2 separate regions of the Homo sapiens genome follow, and region 1 is linked to region 2. A link is a loop called in an ENCODE intact Hi-C map of the cell type or tissue named here. Cell type or tissue: HCT116. All regions are shown on one strand.

Evidence for each region. A loop is a pair of places that touch in the nucleus more often than their neighbours do. Peaks named below come from ENCODE experiments on the same cell type or tissue, not always from the same donor. Only the 100,000 strongest peaks of a DNase experiment are listed, where the experiment ranks them.
Region 1: a loop joins it to region 2, with 6 times the contacts of the local background. A loop is called at or near these places in 17 of 110 quality-filtered maps.

What each region holds. Positions count from the first base shown.
Region 1 is chr6:12,602,455-12,610,454 of GRCh38, forward strand. No RefSeq gene overlaps it. Among named protein-coding and RNA genes, the nearest start is that of LINC02530, 21 kb to the left of the region's middle. RefSeq lists a silencer at 3,343-3,637 and an enhancer at 6,036-6,155. In HCT116, CTCF peaks have their summits at 1,150 (motif pointing left) and 3,524 (motif pointing left); DNase peaks (open chromatin) are centred at 1,147 and 3,507; H3K4me3 peaks cover 312 bases.
Region 2 is chr6:12,230,924-12,238,923 of GRCh38, forward strand. It overlaps a transcript of EDN1 not described here. Among named protein-coding and RNA genes, the nearest start is that of EDN1, 55 kb to the right of the region's middle. In HCT116, a CTCF peak has its summit at 3,282 (motif pointing left); a DNase peak (open chromatin) is centred at 3,288.

The DNA of each region.
Region 1 (8,000 bases), 370 kb after region 2:
GCTGGGGATGCTAAACTCCATCTGTGTTGACTTGCTTTGTAACCTGAGGCAAGTGTCTTTAAATTCCCTCAGCCTCCACTTCTTCATCTAAGTCAGGCTTGCCACAGGCAGAGGTATTATGTAAATACATAGATACTATCAATCCTTGGGGAAAAAAAAAAATGCTTTGTTGAGCCAGCAGAGCTCTCTACTGCTTAAAGCAGGGTGTGAATAAGAGCTCCTGGGTCTTTCACCAAATCGCTGAACATGTTCCGAGATGCTGTAGAAAAGGTGCTTTCATGGCTTTAGACACAGTACACAACCGCTGCTCAGATTGAGTAGTATCTTTTTAATGGCAGGGTTGGGAAGGTGTGTTTTATTTTTCTTTTGGATAAGTCACTTGGAAGTGATGGACTTATGGGTCTGCTGGCCTGGCCATTTGACTATGTCGAACAGCAATCCCACCTTTAACTTGTTAGATCCATTTTCCATACTCCCCTCTATTCTCTCTCCCCTCCCAAATACACACACACACACACATACACACACACACACACACACAACTCTGCATTTGCTTGACCTGTAGAGTATGATTTGAGGGATGCCAAAGTGCTTCCTGTTGCCACATATATGCATTCCGAAACTTTTCTCCTGTTACAACACTCAAACCTGTTGTTTAAATAGAAAATAAGAGTCAAGCATACCCCATTGTTGTTAATGGGATCCGATCTGTGTCTACCAGTGTGGGCTCTGGGTTTGAATCTCAGCCTTGTCACTCAGCTTTGTGAATTCTCTGAGCCTTGATTTTATCTTCTGTAAAATGGTAGCAGTAATGGTACAGCCCTCATAGGGTTGCTGTGCAAAGTAAAGATGATAATGATGCAAAATCCTTGGAATATTGCCTGATGCATAATAAACACATAGTAGACACAGCTGCTGAGGTTATTATTGAAATGGTACAGCGGAAAGAAATGGTACGGAGGAAGGTAAATCAGGATGGCGTAATGGGATAGAGCAAACCATAGACTTGTACTAACCATTTATGAGCATTGAAGTTAACTTTTATTCTGCTTCTGCTGATGGCAAAATTTAGGCAGGCTTGCCAGAGCTGCCTTGTCCTGTAAGACAAAGACTAGCCTAACCAGTTCTTGCTAATAACTGGAGTGACCTCTAGTGGTTCTGATTTTTTTCATAGTGGAAAACACAAAACAAACCAGACTCACCCAAACCGTACACTATTTTGCTTGTACACCCAAAATTCAGAAGCTGATTAAATGGACACTAGTCTAGTGTTTAATTGAATTGACTGATTTATTAATAGAAGCCTTATTTCTACCAGACAGTTTCAAGAATCCCTTCCGAGTATGACCACACCCTCACTTCCATTTGGCCTTCTCTCCATTATTACTGAGTTGGGGGAGTAATTTATTAGCATTCAATTAAACTGTATAGATGTATTTAAAACATATATGATGCTTCCCATAGGCAAGACACTGTGCTAGGCAAAAAATAACGTATCAAGATGAAATATGGACAGACCCCTTTGAAAATACTAAAAAAGTACCTACTTTTAAACTGTACTAAAATAGATGTCGACACAAAGAATTACCACCATCTTATGCCTTACGGCATAAGCAACTTTGAAAAAGGCAACTTTGCTTTTTCTGCTGTGGGAAGAAACAGATCCCCTCAGAATAAAACAAAATAAAGCATGCATATCCATTGATACACAAGAGAATTCTCATCCATGGGCTGGGAGGTTTGGCCGAGAGTAGAGCCAGGTAGCAAAGGAGAAATGTACCCTGCTATGGTTTAAAAAAGAAAAATCAACATTAAATAAGGTAAAATTCAAAATTCAAAAATTAATTAAAGAAGTCATTTTAAATGTGTTTATTCTGCAACCATACATCATTTATGTTCTAGGTAATTCTATCTTCAAATAAATGTACTCCTCTTTACAAAAGCAACGCATTAAATATGCAAGTGAAAATGAAAACTTTTTATACCTTTATATAATTTTTATATAAATAAAACCACAAGTTATTTATATTACCAAATTCTATTATACATTGTAGAATATTAGTAAAGTACATATGGCCTATGCATAAAAAATAAGAGTCCCAAAGAAAATACTAGTGTCCTGATATAAGGCCCATACTCTGATTTTTTTTTTTACTTGATGAGTATTTGAGAGTGGAAAATATTTTTAGCTATCCATGCAAAGTGCAATTGTCTCTTATTTTTCCACTTGTACTTCATGAAGACCTTTGGTGATATCTAGTTGACAGGCTAATAGCCTTACCACAAAGAGCTATTTAGACTTGGCAGAAATTTAGAAATTCCTGAAGCCTAAATCAATTTAAAAACCTAAAAACAAATTCACAAAACTTCAAATTCTGCCCTGGCACAACTTTATTTGGTAATAGCGTGTAGGGGGATTCATTCCAAACACAATGTCTTCTAACACTGGAATTTTCCTGAAGCACCAGGTTTCATCATTGGGAATTCTGTTCCACTTCTTTTTAGGGTTCCTATTTAGTGTCATTTATGTTCAGCTTATGCCCTGGGAGTACAGAAATAGCCAGTTGAGAGTATATAAAGTGTCCTGTTTTTAAAACTTATTTTTAAATTTGTTTTTATTCTTTTAAAATTATTTATTTCTTTATTTGCTTTCTTATTCTTCTTTATTTTTATTATATTTATGATTTATCTTATTTATCTTTAGCTGGTCATCAGTTTAAATAAATCTTAAAATGTTCCACATCTTAAAGATGTTGACTTCTCCAAGGTGGGGCTGGGTCTGATTAGGAGTTAAAACTGAGTGGAAAAAACAATTCACAAAGACATATTACAGGAAACATTTATAGGAAAAAAACTGAAAATTAGAATGTCATGTGCACCAATACAGTATGATGGTCTTTAAATTCTCATTGTCAAATCTTATTTGGTTCTATATTTAATATTTAAAACTATATTGACAATCTATTATTAGTCTTTCATAAGAAATTAATATTCTTAGAAAACATTCAGTGGTGCTTTGCACACAGTTGAACATCTTATACTTTTTTCAGCATTTTTACTCAAGCATTGGGCTGATAGTATTAATAAATATTGCTATTAATTATTTGAACTTAAATATTACCACTTAAAACAACTATAAACATGTTTAAAACAAAAAAAAGAGATTGGTTGAAAATACAGATTTAGAGTTAACCCTTCATGATAAATGAGAGAAGCTATGATATCTGGGTGTCTACCTTTGACTTCAGAGATGTAACAAAACTGGATACGGTATTAGGGCCATTGGGTGATAACTGCTCCAGGACGTTTTAAAGAAAGTAAAGTTAGCTTTAAGCAGCTTCACACGATTTTGGGGGATGCAATAGTGATTCATGCCTTTGAAAATTTGCAATCTTGCGTGTGTTGTTTCATACCATTCAGTTTTATCCACCTGCCATTTTCATCTGCCTTTTGAGTATTGGGGAACAGGTTTGAGCCTCTCGGTCCCTTGGGTAATGGTTTATCTCAGCAGTCTGCCGCCACCTAGTGTCTAGGATAGAGTGTCATCTATTAACTCACACTTCGTAACTGAAGGAAGAACTCCAACTGCTCACCAGAAAATACATAACGGCAAAAGCAAGCACACATGGGTGGTATGATAATGGCTCCCAAACTGATCCAATGATGCCATCACATGATATTCAGTTCTCATTAACACATGTCTTACAATGGGAATGGCAGGACATGGGGTGGGTAGGAGCGGCTGGTGGCAACAGTTCCGGTTTCACATTAAATCAGCAAACCACCTTACACATTTTCAAGCATCTGAGTCTCAAACCCCATTAAGTTAATGATGAGAATCCTCATAGCTCCAGCCTTACCTGATGAGTTTCACTAACACAATCACGAAAGCTCTGGTAGAATTTCAGAGGGATTTTCATTGAATTAGGTCTACCATTTTCAGAGATACTTTTGGCTACTTGGTCTTAGCATAAGGGAAATTTCTCTTTATTTTGCCAACAAAATTATAGACCTCTTTCACTTAAATCTTCCATTTATATCAAGCTACACTGGGATCATGTGTTACATATGAAAGTCTACTTCTTACTAGGATATGACAAACAGTATTTGACATCCACTCTTCTTTCTGAGCCTGTTCCACTTATAGCTGTTCTGAAGAATATATTTCATTTCAGGAACCAAACACAGTGCTGTTACATAAAGTCTGATTGATAGGAGTTAAGGTGGGCAGAAGTTATCAAAATCTGAAAATTAAGTGTTTCAAAGGGAAGGAATGCATTATCATTAGAGCAGTGGGAAGATAGAATTGCCTGTGCTCACTGGATGATTGGTGGGGAGCGTCAGCTTCCACTGCAGATCCCAAGCACTGAGCCAGCCTAGCTTCCTGAGAACTGCTGACCTCAAAATGCAGGAATGATGTTGCCAGACGAGGGTCCCTTCAGCAATCGATGGGCTCACACTGAAGTCTTGTTTGCTCGTCTCCCTGTGTGTCTCACTAGACTAGAATACTAAAACTCATGAAGAAACGGCCTCAGCGACTTGGAGCCAAAATGAGCACAGGGAATAAAAAAGAGAAATTAAAAATATCAGCCTCACTGTGACAGCCAGTCTAACATCTCCCTCCCTGCTCATCTCTCCCTTTCCCTCCCTACTGATTATCTCAAAATTCTTATGCTTCCTTATTCTCTGTCCCTGTCATACGCAGACACATGCACTCACATGTTTATCCCTCCTCTTTCTTTTCTGCAAGAAATATATGCCACAGAATCACTCTTCTGGTAGTAAAACAACCATTGGGTTTGGTTAAAACCCACAGCTGTAAAGTTTACCCATCCCCATTCAATTTCCCAATTGATTGCCAATCTTCTTCATCATTTCCTACATGGATATTGGGCTTTAAATGCTACAGCATCATACAAAGGAGCTGTAAATACAGCAAACATAACATTTATCTTTACCTTTACAATCCTGAATATTTTCATTTAAATAGTCTCATTTATTAAGTTTAGCCTTTCTCTGTTCTGATCATTAAGTACTTGGTTACCAGAAGGAAAACTGGATTTTGGATGAATAATTTATTCTGATAGTGTTAGTTTTGTTGTGTCCCTGAATGTTCGTGATATAGTTAATGAAGATGGGTCACTAAACCTATGTCACTGATGAGAAAAAAATTCCTACATGATAAACAGCAATGGAACCTGCATGCAGGTATGAGTATATATGTGTATATGCATATGTACACACACACACACACACACAGAGACACACACACAGAGGAATAAATATATGAACATACTGCAGAGATACTGAAGCCAGGAACAAGAATCTTGACTTAAATATTAGACAAAGAAAAGCTCCTTTTGTGAAAAAAACCATCTTAAAATATAAATTTTCAGTGCAGAACTTCAGTTACCAATTGTTAGTCTTCATAGTAAGCCTGATGATAATAAAATGTCTATTTTTTGTTTTTTAGAGACAGAGTCTCACTCCATCATCCAGACTGGAGTACAGTGGCACAATCATAGCTCACTGTAACCTCAAACTCCTGGGCTCAAGCTGTCTGCCTCAGCCTCCCGAGTAGTTTGGGTCACAGGCACGTGAGACACACCCAGCTAATTTTTTACTTTTTACTTTTTTTTTCCATAGAGATGAGTCTCATTATGTTGCCCAGGCTGGTCTCAAACTCCTGGCCTCAAACCATCCTCCTGTCAAAACACTTGGATTACAGGCATGAATCACCGCACCTGGCCAATAAAATGTCTATGCTTGTTGGAAAAAAAAAAACAAAACTCTGTTTATTGACACTCGCTGTATTATGTAAAGAAGGCTGAGAAGCCTTTTGCACACTGTTTTATGAAAATAACAGACAATACCCATCAGTTGTGGCGTGACTATATTGATGCGCTCTTGGTAAGGTGCTAAGAACAATCCTTTCTGTAAAAGGATGAAAAACAAAACCCTTGAGCAGTAAAAGATGACACATTCCACAAATGTTAGCTAATTTCCTGCAACAGAGCATAATGAAAGTGCATGTAGACAGGGTGTGCTTTATCTGCAAAAAGAGGAACAAAAAAAGAAACAAAAGCATCATCATATCTTTTGGTATCCAGAAATAAAATCCACTCAGTTAAATGGTGATTATGAGCAACTTTGAAAAGATTGTCAATATCGAATGCTATTTTTAAACAACAAAAGTTTCTCTTCATACCTCTAGCAGTCTTACATTTTAAAGAAACAGGCTCAAAATAGCACAACACATATTTCTAGGTTTCGATCATTAAAATTCTTCATCTGTGGACTACTAGCCATAAATAATCAACTTGAGAAAATAAACCAAACTTGATGGCTTTCTTGTTTCTTCTTACCATTTCTGGATCTTTGAACTTTCCCTTCCACTTTCTCAACCAAAGATAGCCTAAACAAAGAAAGCCAAAGCCAGCTTTTGCCCAATCTTTCCGATTGTCCTGCATAAATCAAACTAGAAGTGACCATATTCCTTGTTTCACTGAAAAGGGACTTAGTGTCATAGCTAAACCTTTCACTGGAGAAGAGAAATGGGGTTGGACAGAAAGACTAATTATAAACCTGCCAGTCAAGGTTTACCATAGAGAAACAACAGGAAATATCTATGAAGCTGTTCACAGCTTGTCAAGATGACCAATGGAAGACCACATATATGACTTACCTTGACAATAGCTTAAACTCTGGAATTTCCTTCCACTGTAGTAAGTTTTATGGTGCCCTTGAACCAGGGAAGCAGTGTGCTGTGCCGGGGGGCGGGGGTGGTTGGGGGAACTCAGGCTTTGCTGATAAACAAACCTAGGTTTGAATCCTCCAAAGTCTACTTACCAGGTGGATGGTTTCTACAATTTTTTAATGAGTCTGAACTTCTTCATTGTAAAATGAGTATAAAATCTCATTTGCAATACAATACCTAATTGTATTGTGTGAGGAACTAGAGATAATATGCAAAAAAGTACCTACAGCACATCTTTAAACATTATAAAGGGCGTTACAGGAGTTGAGCTTTGTTAAGTCTTTGTGAAGGTAGAGCTGTCCTAAACTGAAGTCACTCTACCATAGTCTGTCTCATCTCAGATATGTTTTTGAAAGGCCCTTTCATAAGAGGTTCTGTAAAAAGTAGTGCTCATGGGGAAAGTATTATTCTGAAATCATCCTGCTTAAAATCAACTTTCTGAACTGCCATGCAGTCTTGGCAAATACGAATTTCCATCACCCCTTTGCTACATGCCAAGTTGGAATATTGAGAATGCTGTCTATTATTCAATCTAAGTAAAGTACATTACTTTTAATTGGAGGTTGTTTCACTGCCTTTTTGAATTAGGAGACTAATCATTCATCAGAAACACACAATTAAGGATTTTTGTGTTAATTTGGCATTATTGCCATTGATCCAAAAGTGTTGTTATCTTTTAAGCAAGAGCTGAAGTGAGTTCCTCCCATATGTTTTGGCAGAATTGGTGCATCTGTAAGATTCAGCGCTAAGCCCTCCATGCCTTGGCATAGCAGCTGCACAGATCAGTGCTCCGGGGCTTGTTCCAAGCACATCACCTCATAGATTTGCAACAATAAATCAGAAATTTCAAATCTACTGAACAAAGTTTCCTACCGGATCTGTAAGTTGATTTACTTTTGCAAACATCTATAAAGCATCTTTTCATGTAAGTCACTGTATAAATATTATTAACTTTTCAGCTATCTTGCCCAGAGCCCAAACAAGCTGCAGAAAATATTTTATTTTACCTCAAAAAGCATTTTATGCTGGATAAAGAGAATACATACAAAGTTTCAAAGCTTCAAAGAGAGAAAAAATATTTCAGAAACCTACCAGTATTTACTATGGTTTGATTAGAAGTAAATCTTAGATAGGCAAAGATTTCTTCAACTGCACAGTAAAAGCACCCCCAAAAGAAAAAAGTTGATAAATTAGACTTTATCAAAACTAAAAATGTCTGATTATCAAAAGAGTCCATTAAGAA
Region 2 (8,000 bases):
AAATGATTTGCCCAAGGCACAGAACCAAAACAGTAGTTCATTGGCCTAAGGTGGAGAAATATAATTCCTTGCATCTCCAGCAATCTGTCTGCAGTTCTCTCCCTGTGAAAAATGACTTGCCATAATATACAAGCCTTGTTACTATGTAAGTGTAATTATATTTTAATAAAAAATAGATTTATAACCAAACAATAAGCCGTGAGATTAACAGCCCAGAACTGGCTGTGAACTTTCAGCCATCTAACCCTGGCACTCCTGCTTCTCCGCAGCACTTACTTTCTGCCAGGAGTGGGTGATTGAACACCACTGACCAGGAAGGGCTCCTGGGAGCCACATTTTTTGCTTGGCATTTTTAATTGTAAAAACCAGTGTTCCACCAACACTGCAATTCAACGAATCAAAAGTCAAATCCATGCTTAACAGGAAAAGATAAAAGCATCAACTTAAAGGAATGAAACAAATTTGAAAAGCAATGGAAAAGGAAACTCATATGGAGTGAAATCCATTCAAGACACGTTTTATTGTTTTTCCCATATGCATTTGCTGCCCAGCTTTGACTATTAAACATTATTTTTTTCTTCTACTAAAACTAAATAGTAATTTGACTTCTAGATTCTTCCAGGGTCGTGCTCTGAACAGAAGCAAAATGGAAATATTTCAGTAGCTTTTTAGACAACTATTTCAAAAGCAAACACATGGTTGTCTGCAGAGTTGTAGGTTAAAGCTATAAATTTATTTTATTAAACAGAGAGGAATTGGTGAAACTGAAAGACACTATAACCCTGACATTTTCATGAAATAATATTCTTGTCTGATTTTTTTTTTAGTTTTTACTCAGATATCACTCAAGTTACACATAAATGGTAATTTTTCTTTATAATAAGCTTCCATCTCTTGTATAAATTTAATGTGTTCAGTGATGACTGTGGATAAAGTCACCTAACGGTGATTTTCTAAGGGAGGTAAACTTTATTGTCATAATTTCCTGGTTATTACCTAGTAAAACAAGTTTTTAAAAAACCAAAAAACAATAGACTTAAAACCATAAAGACTTTTTTAGCATTCAGATTAAATAAAAGAAAGGGTAAAATGTTGACATTTTCCTAAGAGATACCAGTTCTTCACATTTTTATATAATCTCTTAATATGAAGCATATAATGTGTATATTATAATTATATATTTTATATTTTATTATATAAAATTATAATATAATATAATAAAGTGTTTATATTTATAATATAATATAATAAAGTGTATATTATATTATATTTATAATATAATATAATAAAGTATATGTTATAATTTTATATAATAAAATATAAAACATATAATTATAATATACACTTTATATGGTAACACGATCATAGTCTCTACCAATACATATATCTGATTAGATCACCATATGGGAAGTCTGTTCATATTTTTAGTTATTGGGTTTTTTTTTCACCAAGCAATAAAATGTCCAGTATCAAATAAATAAGGGTCATATGATTCCCAGATGACATGACCAGGGTACTCATAAAATTCAGAGAAGCTGAGTCAGATCATTTCAAGAGGACAAATGCAGCGCTCCCCCAAATTCAGTAACTTGTGGAATGTAGCAATCTTGTATTTTCTCTGAGCCAAGCAGCCTGATGCTGTCAAACTCATCTTTCATTTCCTCTGCCTTACCGCAGTGTTAGTGGTTTCGTTATTAGAAGGAAAAAAATGCATAAATGTCTTAGTTAAGATGAAATTGCATCTATTAAAATAAAGTTGATCCTAAATGATTCTTTCACTCAAAGTATTAATAGACTAAAGGAAAATGTTGCAAACTATGAATTAGTGGTATAGTTTATGAACGGTAGCTGTTGTGATTCATGCATATACCTTTTGGTTACCTTATAATGAAAGGTTGTTGGGTACAGCCTTCACATCAATGAGAAAATCAACAAAATGTTCTTGAAAAGACGACTGGCAAACTTTCTTTTATTTTTCTGTTCTCATTAGTAGAAAGAGGGACAGGTCACTTTCAGAAGGATTAAAAGGTCAAAAAATTTGGTGAAGGGATGTCTACACAAGCCTTTAGAAAGCTGTTATCAGAGGATCAGCTAGAAAACAATCTTAGAGCTAATCCTTTGGCTGGATCCAAAGAAAACCCAGCAGATTTAAGTTTTCTCTTTTTTCTCTTTGTTTTCCTTTACAGGGGTATTTCCCACAAAAGCCTTTCAGTTGCCTTCATCCAAAGTTATAGGTCCTGAGTCCTTTTCAGCTCTTTTATTCTGTCTCCAAGCCTAGCCCTTCCTAGCTCTGTCCTCCTACCTTTTCCTGATCTTTTCCATTTTGCTTGTTTTCATCAGGGGTTCCCCCTAAATCCCTCTTAGCATCCCCTAAAGCCTAAATGTTCATGGATGGAGAACTTCTTCTGAGGGAAAAACAAGACTGATTCACAGAATTCTAGCATTAAAGAGGACTGTAGAAATTATCTAGTCTACCCGCCTTCTTCCTCCACCATTTTACAGGTAAACAGAATTCACGAAATTGCCCAAGGTCATGTCCAGGTAGCGACTGCACCAGGACCAAAGCTCTGTCAATAATAACTGCAAATTGGTTGCAAAGTCCTTTGGACAATTCAAGCTGCTCTACCTACCTAAGGCACTATGATTATTATTATTATAATACAGATGTTATTATACAGAGCCGACCGCATGGGCAAGATTGCTGCTGATGATGTGTGTGATGCCAACTCACCAAGACCCAGTGGCATCACGCTGGCATGTTGAAAATAAAAAGGGGTGACATCTGCTTTACATACAGAGCCTCATGACCTGTACTCATAGCTGGAGGCATCAGTCATTGCACTACGAGAGGAAGTGGGCTTTGAAATACCTTGGGGTTGATGTCCCAAGAACACCCTTCTTCCGCTCCTCCTCCCTGTACTCCTTGAACTGCTGCTCATGGGAGCCTGAGTAATACAGAAATTGGAGGACAACCACACAGCACAAGTGTAGGTTTGACAGGAGTTTACATAATGCTGTAGGAAAAGAAACCAAATAAAGGCTTCAGCTTTGCTGAGGCTCTCCCCATCCCCCTCACATGCCAAATGCTCCTTGTGTGGCTCACACTCCTTGGTCTTCAGTCAGAGAGGCCAGGAGCCCACCTATACATCTGTATCAGGGTTAGGAAGTTGGCTCTTGTTAACAATGTTGAATGCACTTTGCTATTCACTACTTTTGTGGTTAGAAAAGCCTCCTGATATCAAACTTTAGAATCAAGCACCACCTTGTGGTCTGATGCATTTATTAAACTGGCACAATTTGAGAGCTGAAACTGGAAATGCTCCCTCAGCTGGTAGTAGAGAGCCAGGATCTGAAAACTGACTCCCAGGTGGCTGCCTGGAAGCAAGAACCCCCAAGGTGTCTTTCTGCTGCTTCTCTGGGTTCTCAGACCAGTTAACAATGACATCCCCTTTCATGGGGTGAATCCCATGTTCCTGACACTAACACATTATGCTAGATATGTATAGTAAGTAGCCAACTTAATCCTTTCAAAACCACAGGGAAGTGTTTCTTATTACTTCAACTTTTAAGTGAGGAAACGGAGGCGGAGGTCACTTAGTGGTCCAGTCACAGACAAATGGCTGGGCTTGGATTGACTTGGAAGTCAAGTCTTTCTGAAGCAAAAGTCTCTGCTGTTAAACACTGCTCTGCTGACCTCTAAGGCCAAGACCAAGACCAGGGTCCACTTCAGGCTCTTTTGGGGCATTTTGGCTCTTGGCTGCAAACCCAACCAGAACTGCCAGAATCCTACCTGGAACTCACTCAAGGTGCTAGAATTAACCTGTTCTCCAAGGTTACATTGATCAGGAAGGTTTGCATTCAGAGATGGGGACTTCATTGGTGTCCATGGACCTACTGAGATAGCCAGAGTTTAGGAGAAAGTTTGGCTTTTGAGGATGGGCCAGACAGCAAGTGACCAGACTCTAGATCATTCATGAAGAAACAAAACCAGAAAGAGATATTTGACAAACATTCACTTGGACAATTACAGTGCTTCCTGAACTGAAATTCAGTTATTCTTTAAAAGGATGATTTTATCATATTCATTGTTTGAAGGGGAGGATTGGAGTATCTGCTTGGCAAGTGAGTAGTAGTAATGTGGGCCAAGTCATGTTAGAAGGGAGATCTCGCCCCTGGTCTTGTTCCAGTGATACCATAAGTGTTCTTGGGTAAGTCACTTCTTTGTCTCTGGGTCTCCATTTTCTCATTCGTAGAATAGGGGTTGGACTTCACTAAGAGGTAGATGGTTCTAAAGTACAGCGCAATTGTATGGAAAATGTGAGGCAGGAACCTCAGCTTTCTCCGTTTCCTTAGAAAGTCTGTCCTGCTCAGGCTTCCTTCCTATTCTCCACTGAATCTGCTGCTAATTTTGGTAACATGGTGACTTCCACATAGCAATGTTTACTAACATGTCTAAGGACAATGATTATCGGGAATATATGCTTCTCTGTTTTTCCAAAGTAGATAAATCCATATAGTTCATAACTCCCTGACTCTCCATACACCAAAAAGAAATACAAAAAGTACCATGAAAAGAGGAAGCACTGCCATGAACGGTCTCCCCTTGAATGGCTAGTATGTAATGCCAAGACAGTGCCTGTTCATTTCAAAGCCTCTCCCATTCTAGTTCCTTCCTGTGCTCTCACTCCGAATTTCTTACTTGAGATCGCTATTGGTTGAGCCATTCTTTTAACAGATAATCTGTACTACAGTAGACTCTAAAACAGAGCTGTCCAACAGAACTTTCCGCAATGTAGAAAATGTTACTTGTGCTCTGCAGTGGCCATAGGTGACTATTGAGCATTTGAAATGTGGCCAGTAAGACTGGACCAAGTGTTTACTTTTATTTAATTTTCATTAATTTAAATTTAAATAGCCACAAGTGACTGGTGTCTACCATATTGGACAGTGCAGCTCTGCAATATTGCCATCACATAGGCCTTTGTTGCAGACATTCTGATTTCTCTGAGACACAAAGCGTACATCATAACAGGGCTATCCTGAATACTGGCTTTACAAGCAGACTTTCAAAAGATTGTTTCTCCATGTTTTTCTTGTATACAAGATTTCATAACAATAATGGTATGTCAGTCTTTTTAAACTGTATTCTGTTTGAGATAACTGAATTGTTTCTTGACTTATTTCAACTGAATAGTTGAAAAGGAATCCCTATTTGATTCCATGGGAATAAAACTGATTCCTTGGTTGCGAATAAAAAGAAAAGTATTATCTCACTTTGTAGGTTTTTCCATTCAATAATAGAATAAATTTGAATGTACATTTTCTAATGGCTTCCAGTGAATGAGTAATTTTGATGCCAAACAATTTTTTTTTTTTTAGAAGGCATCTCGTTCTGTCACCCAGGCTGGAGTGCAACCTCCATCTCTCAGGTTCCAGTGATTCTCCTGCCTCAGCCTTCCCAGTAGCTGGGACTACAGGCGTGTGCCACCACACTAGGCTATTTTTTTTGTATTTTTAGTAGAGATGGGGTTTTGCCACGTTGGCTGGGCTGGTCTCAAACTCCTGACCTCAGGTGATCCACCTACCTTGGCTTCCCAAAGTGCAGGGATTACAGGCGTGAGCCACCGTGCCTGGCCCTGATGCCAAACAATTAATAATAAAAGTAGATTTTCACTTTAAAAAGGGAGCTTTATATATAAATTCATTTTTCCTAAAATATTTGATATGGAAGATGAAATTAGGAAAAAAACTGGTAAAATTCTAAGTGCTTTATTATAAATCTCTTATCCTGAGTAAGCTCAAGTGACAGTCCAAGTATGTTTCTAATTAATTAGGCCAATATTTCTTTTTTTTTTTTTGTTAGGAAACTTTTACTTCTTAACTTCTATCAAGTATATTTCTTTTTTTTAATTATTATTATTCTTTAGGTTCTAGGGTACATGTGCACAACGTGCAGGTTTGTTACATATGTATACATGTGCCATGTTGGTGTGCTGCACCCATTAACTCATCATTTACATTAGGTATTTCTCCTAATGCTATCCCTTCCCCCTCCCCCCACCCCACATCAGGTACCGGTGTGTGATGTTCCCCACCCTGTGTCCAAGTGTTCTCATTGTTCAATTCCCTCCTATAAGTGAGAACATGCGGTGGTGTTTGGTTTTCTGTCCTTGCTATAGTTTGCTCAGAATGATGGTTTCCAGCTTCATCCATGTCCCTACAAAGGACATGAACTCATCCTTTTTATGGCTGCATAGTATTCCATGGTGTATATGTGCCATATTTTCTTAATCCAGACTATCATTGATGGACATTGGGGTTGGTTCCAAGTCTTTGCTATTGTGAATAATGTAATTAGGCCAGTATTTCTTAACTGGAACAAAGATTGAGTAACATTATCCACGCTTATCTCAAAATAAAACCTTTTAACCTCAAAGAATATAAAGAGGTTTTCAGGTCGGAGATAGTCCTGAGAAAGTGATACCTAGGCTGGAAGAGAAGACCAAAAAGTCTTACAAAATTGTAAACTTACAATTTTTTTATAAATGTGGTAAATTTTGATAAATGCTTGCATGAGAAAACATATTGCTGTGTTTTAGAATTTGTGAGGGACATCAGTAAGCAAGAGATTCTGACTTTGCTCTGGAATGAGAGAGTGGAACTCCTAGTGTCTTTCCTCATAATCTGCTGAACGACTGAGGTTTTCATCCTAGGACCATATGATGACCTGCTACTCCGGGGCTGCCTGTGCTTTATAATGATGCTATACAGACACTGTTGTCCTATGGGATCCGAGCTCCAGTTGAAGAATGTTTCATATACTTCTATTCTTGGTGCAGAGAATTGTCTCTACTATAGAAAGTGACTTAACACTCCCAAACTGCATCGTCTGAGAATGGGCATTTCTCATGTACTCAAAGGTTAATACATGGAAATCAATCTCAGGCCTTAAAAAAGGAAAACCCAGCGGGCGCGGTGGCTCACGCCTGTAATCCCACCACTTTGGGAGGCCGAGGTGGGAGGATCACTTGAGGTCAGGAGTTCAAGACCAACCTGGCCAATATGGTGAAACCCTGTCTCTACTAAAAACACAAAAAATATTTGTCAGGCCTGTGGCAGGCATCTGTCATCCCAGCTACTCGGGAGGCTGAGGCAAGAGAATCACTTGAACCCGGGAGGCAGAAGTTGCAGTGAGTTGAGATGGCGCCACTGCACTCCAGCCTGGGTGACAGGGCAAGACTCTATCTCAAAAAAAAAAAAAAAAAAAGGGAAACCCAAAATGCAGCAGAAAACCAATTTAAGTCCGTGCTTCTATTTCTTTGTGATTTGGTTTTCGTGGGAGTTTGGGCTTGAGGGGATGTAGGCGTTCCTCTGGGGTGTGATAGCACATTTGTGCCATGATAAGGCCAGTCCCTGTCCCAGTGGAGTCATTTCTCAAGTCCTGCGTCATGGGGAAAGTGAAGGTCTCCCCTGCCCACTCTACTCCCACTCAAGTGGCTGCAGAAGAGGGGGATATTAGGCACCATAGGACAGGAAGAGCCACAGACTCAGTGACCTCTATGCAATGAGGAGGTTGGTCAGAGCGCATTTGTCAGAGAACCAGCTGTGAAATGTATGGAGGCGGAGGGGAAGCACTTTCCAAGGTTAACCAATCCAACCCTTAGACTGCCAGCTGTCCTCGCTTAGAACCACGGCTGATGCAGCTGTGGTTGAAGCATGGACATCTAGTTATCGTAGGAAGAGAGATGGAGAATTCTTCCCTTGCAGTCAATTTGTAAGCTGATGCAAGAAAACCACCATTGTAGCCACAAAATCAAAATCAAAGAGGAAAGTGAAAGAATAGGACCCAGGCAGGCTGTGCAACCAAGCATTTCCTTTAGCTCCTCTTGACCAAAGGCATCCCAATTTCCCAGTGAAGATGAATTAGAAATTACATGAGAACCATACGGTAGATTATTTCTGGATTGGTGTATAAATATATACAGCACTGACGCCAATTG